2 separate regions of the Homo sapiens genome follow, and region 1 is linked to region 2. A link is a loop called in an ENCODE intact Hi-C map of the cell type or tissue named here. Cell type or tissue: dorsolateral prefrontal cortex. All regions are shown on one strand.

Evidence for each region. A loop is a pair of places that touch in the nucleus more often than their neighbours do. Peaks named below come from ENCODE experiments on the same cell type or tissue, not always from the same donor. Only the 100,000 strongest peaks of a DNase experiment are listed, where the experiment ranks them.
Region 1: it touches region 2 in a loop (2.4-fold over the local background); 77 of 110 quality-filtered maps call a loop at or near these places.

The regions. Positions count from the first base shown.
Region 1 is chr22:32,080,085-32,082,584 of GRCh38, forward strand. It overlaps SLC5A1 (solute carrier family 5 member 1), which reads left to right. Exons shown (of 15, transcript NM_000343.4): 6 at 1,782-1,887. Among named protein-coding and RNA genes, the nearest start is that of SLC5A1, 38 kb to the left of the region's middle. In dorsolateral prefrontal cortex, a CTCF peak has its summit at 1,019 (motif pointing left); no DNase peak of the experiment used is centred here.
Region 2 is chr22:31,969,505-31,972,004 of GRCh38, forward strand. LINC02558 (long intergenic non-protein coding RNA 2558) reads left to right here and starts at 1,319. Exons shown (of 5, transcript NR_149128.1): 1 at 1,319-1,408. RefSeq lists enhancers at 449-498, 569-678. In dorsolateral prefrontal cortex, CTCF peaks have their summits at 1,304 (motif pointing right) and 1,503; DNase peaks (open chromatin) are centred at 787, 1,317 and 1,779; H3K4me3 peaks cover 1,246 bases; H3K27ac peaks cover 955 bases.

The DNA of each region.
Region 1 (2,500 bases), 110 kb after region 2:
TTTGCAGGCCTAGAGTGGCGGCACTGGGGCTAAAATGCTGGTTCTTCTGACTGCTAACTCCAGGGAGAGAGGAGTTTCTTTCTAACTCACCATCTCTCCTCCCACCTCCTGGCTCTGCCTCCCCTCCTTCACCAGGGAAGATGGTGACATTGGGTCCCCTGGGTGAGAGAATCTTCAGGGGAGATCTGGGCAGAGGGGAACTATGGCATCAGGTCCTCAAAAGGCCCACCTTCGGGAAGGAGGTCGAATCACCCTCCAGGGCTCACGTGTTAGCTCAGAAGCATGGAGTTGGTATTAGATGTGCTCTTTGCTAACTGATGGAGGGAGGGAATAGGAGATTCTCATAGGAGGGACAGGCAGGTATGGTGGGAAACTTAAACACTGGAGGGCCCTCAGGAGCAGCAATGGGATGGGGACTGGGAAACGGAACTAGAGAGGAGATGCAAGATATAAGAGGAGATGTGAGAAGTAAGAGTCCAACCCTGCTGGCCCATCCCCAAGGCTCCGTCTGGGTGCTGTTTGCGTGCCGTGAAATGTTAGGGTTTGTGCAGTGAAAACAGTTCGTGCATTCATTCCATCTAGGGAAGTCCAGTTTCGTCCACACCTGGAGATTTGAAAACAAAAGACTCAGCTGGGCGCAGTGGCTCACGCCTGTAATCCCAGCACTTTGGGAGTCCAAGGCAGGCAGATCACGAGGTCAGGAGTTCGAGACCAGCCTGACCAACATGGTGAAATCCTGTCTCTACTAAAAATACAAAAATTAGCTGGGTGTGGTGGTGCACACATGTAATCCCAGCTACTCAGGAGGCTGAGGCAGGAGAATCGCTTGAACCCAGGAGGCAGAGGTTGCAGTGAGTTGAGATCGCACCACTGCACTCTAGCCCGGGCGACAGAGTGAGACTCTGTCAAAAAATAAATAAATAAAAAAGACTCACCATGATCATCCCTTAATACTACCCTCCCTGGTATTGTTTTGGAGATGACATGAACATGCATTTGGGGTGACCCTGGTGCTCTCTGCTGGTTTATATGAGCAACTGCACCATCCAGCCAGGTAGAAGGTTCATTAGGAGAAGGCTGAAAGAGACAGGAAGGAGGAGAAAGGGTGAAGATGGAAGAACTGCATCAAGAATTCAGGAGTGAGGAGGGAGCAATTCTCCCAGAAATTACATGAAATAATCTAAATAAAACCAGCAAGTACCAAGCCTGCTATGTAAGAGGTGCTTGGTGATGTTCTGGTTGTGTCTGAGTCAAGATGGACTGCATCCGGGTTGGGGAGTTAAAATTACAAACTTGCTAAGTTTCTCCCCGCTCCTGGGTGGGGGTGGGGTTTCTCACTTATGGACTCTCCAGCACTCAGACTTGCTTTTGGGGACGAGCTCTGATAAACCTGTGTACACTGAGGTGCAAAAGATGGACAATAGCTCAGAGCAACAGTCTACAGGTGACTTGCAAGGAACCTCTAAGTGTTAATAGCTGTTCCTTGGCAAAAAGAGTTCAATAGTTGAGTGAGTTTGTGAGATGTCATGTACCGTGTTCCCTCCCTGGGGATGACTGTACATGGCATATATTAAAGGCTCAGAAAAGTTGTGTGGCAAAGAAACTGCCTTAATTCTGTTTAGCATTTTATAGACCTTTTTGACCATGGAATTCTTTTTCTCATGGAATACGTATTATCATCTTGAATAAAGCTTGCTTGGAAAATCAGGAGTAGAGAGACTACAGGCCCTGTAGGCAGCTGACCACTCTCCCTCCTAACTCCGCCTCTCCTCTCCTTCCAGGCAGACATCTTCTCGGGGGCCATATTCATCAATCTGGCCTTAGGCCTGAATCTGTATTTAGCCATCTTTCTCTTATTGGCAATCACTGCCCTTTACACAATTACAGGTGAGTCCATTCAAATAAACCAGCACCTCAAACCCAGCTCGGGATCAGGCACTAGTGAAGGATAAAGGGAAGTAGGAGAGGTGGTTTCTCTTCTTGAGGAGAGATACACTCAGGTAAGAGTTTGGGAGTGAGGTATTTGCTTAGTACCAACTCATAGACCCTCCAAGTTATACAAGTGGTTTCAGAAAGCTGTGGTGTTGGCTGGGATAGTCAGGGCAGCTTCTCACAGGAGTGCATGCAGAGCTGGGCCCTGTGGGTTGTGGAGATGACTTAGCTAAGGTGGGAGAATCAGAGCAGTGGCAGGTGCAGAAATAAGTGAGCACAGGGGAGTGGAGGCAGGGTGGGCACGCAGATGCTCTTGGCTGGAGGAGGGTGGCCACTGAAGGATCGTGGGGGTTTGTGGGGACCATATAGCTTGATAGTTCAGATGAGGTCACAGCATACTGTGTGTTTTGAACACAGTATACTGGGGTTTGGAAAGCCAGGCAGAGGCCTTGGATTTGATGTGTCAGGGACTGGGAGCCCCTGTAAGGAGGGAGAAAGGCAGTGACTCACACACAGAGGTTTCAGAAGAGGACTCAAGTGGCCACCCAAGAAGCTGGTGCATAAATAG
Region 2 (2,500 bases):
TTAGTCTAGCCAAGTTGACACAGTAAAAAAGACATCACACTCAGCAGGGCATGGTGGCTCAGTCCTGTAATCCTAGCACGTTGGCAGGCCAGGGCGGGAGGATTGCTTGAGGCCAGGAGGTCCAGACCAGCCTGGGCAATGTAGAAAGACACCATCTCTCCAAAACATAAAAAAAGATAAATTAGCTGGGCTCGATAGCTATACCTATAGTCCCAGCCACTCAGGAGGCTAAGGTGGGAGAATCACTTGTGCCCAGGAGTTTGAGGCTGCAGTAAGCTATGATCATGCCACTGTACTCCAGCCTAGGTGACAGAGCGAGACTGTGTCTCAAAAACAAACAAACAAAAAGCAGTGGAACGTTGCTTTACATATATTAGAGCACTTACCACATGCCCTGTGGTTAAGTGATTTGCATGCAGCATCTCAGTTAATCTCAGAACATCCCGTGACGCAGGTATCCTTCTTGTCCCTGATTTTACAGTTCAGGAAACGGCCTCAGAGAGGTGAGGAGACGCCCACAGTCGCGTGGCATGGTGCACCTGTGTTCTGAACTGTCACTTGCCTCTCCCTGTGAGCCTCTCTTTACTCTGCCTTGTCTTCTTGTCCTGGGGCAAGAAGTTAGGGTTCAAGACCCTTCGGGATGTGAGGATGTTTCTGCCACTCTGGACATTAGTTTTCTCCCCTAAGTGGCTCTATCTCTCCCGGCCTGAGTTTGGAAGGGAGACACCATTCTGGTACGACTTTTCTTAGGCCTGTGCTGCCATCTATGGGGCTCGAAGGTGCTCGCCATGCTCCAGACCGGCCACCTGGCAGTCAGGTGAGCTTGCAAGTGTGAAGAGCAGCGGGATGCGGGGGAGGGAGCAAGCCCAGTAACAAATAAAGCAAATATCATCGGCCCTTGTCCTCAGCTGCTCGCTCAGGCCCCCCAGAATCCTGTAGCATTTCTGGGGATTAAGAGGGTGGTGGGGTTTTCACCTCTATCACGTCTACTGCCAGCCTGGCGCCCAAAGGTTCGGCCGTCATCCGCCCCAGCGGGTCCCTGGAACCGCCGGGATGCCCAGGCTGCCAGGGGGTCTAATGGGGAACTGGGAGTTTCTTTCAGGTCACAGGATAGGTCTGCAGTGCGACTCAGGCTCCCGCGGGGACCTGCCCACTCGAACGGGGGAGGAGGAAGAGGCTCCGGGGGAGAGCCAAGGAGGCGGGGAAGAGGAGCGGCGTCCCGGGAAAGGGGATGCTGGAGCTCCTGCCGACGCTCCACCTGTAGCCCCGCCCTTGACTCCGCCCACTTCCCCAGCCCCTCCCTTCCAGGCGCAGCCTCGAGGTGGCGCTGTGGAGCCGCGCAGGGTCTAGGGCGACTCTCTGAGGGAGCCGCGGCCGCCAGGCTCCGTGGGTTTTGGTTCAGGCGCCGGTTAGTGTCGGGGTAGGCCACGCAGTGAGTTGGCTTGAGGCAGGAGGCAGGCGGAAACCGAGGCTGAGAGGCTGGCTGTCGCTGCCACCCCTCAGCAACCCCAGTGCAGCTGGTCATCCTGTCAGCCGATCAGTCAGTCGCGTCCCCAGCCCGGCTCACACGCCTCCTCCATCAGTCCCTCAGTCAGTCCCTGCGTTTCCTGTCTTTCCCTTGCCTTTCTCCCTCTTTTTTCTTGTCTTTTCTTTCTTTCTTTTCCTTCCTTCTCTCTCTATTTCTCTCACTTTCTTTCCTTTTCTTTTTCTTTTTATGAGAGGGGTCACCTCACTATGTCACCCAGGCTGGAGTGCAGTGACGTCATCTCGGCTCACTCAGCTTCGACATCCTGGGCTCAAGCCATCCTCCCGCCTCGGCCTCCCAAAGCTCCGGGATCACAGGCAGAGCCACTGTATCCGCCCAACCATTGCGGTTCCTGCCAGGTGGTCGGCTGGCAGGTCGGCCCTTGTCACCTGGGTCCCCGAGCCCTGCACACTGTGAGGGCGAACAGAGTCCATGGAGGATGGTGAGGGGAGGAAATATGTGGAGCCCAGGCCTTGCTTTTTCTGTTTTTTGTTCTTGTTGTTGTTGTTGCTGTTGTTTTGTTTTTTTTTTTTTTAGACGGAGTCTCGCTCTGTCGCCCAGGCTGGAGTGCAGCTCACTGCAAGCTCGGCCTCCCGGGTTCACGCCGTTCTCCTGCCTCAGCCTCCCGAGTAGCTGGGACTACAGGCGCCCGCCACCACGCCCGGCTAATTTTTTGTATTTTTAGTAGAAACGCGGTTTCACCGTCTTAGCCAGCATGGTCTCGATCTCCTGAACTCGTGATCCGCTCACCTCAGCCTTCCAAAGTGCTGGGATTACAGGCGTGAGCCACCGCGCCCGGCCTCTTTTTTTTTTTTGAGTCTTGCTCTGTTGCCCAGGTTGAAGTGCAGTGGTGCGATCTCTGCTCACTGCAACCTCTCCCTTCCGAGTCCAAATGATTCTCTTGCCTCAGCCTCCTGAGTAGCTGGGATTACAGGCACTCACCACCACGCCTGGCTAATTTTTGTGTTTTTAGTA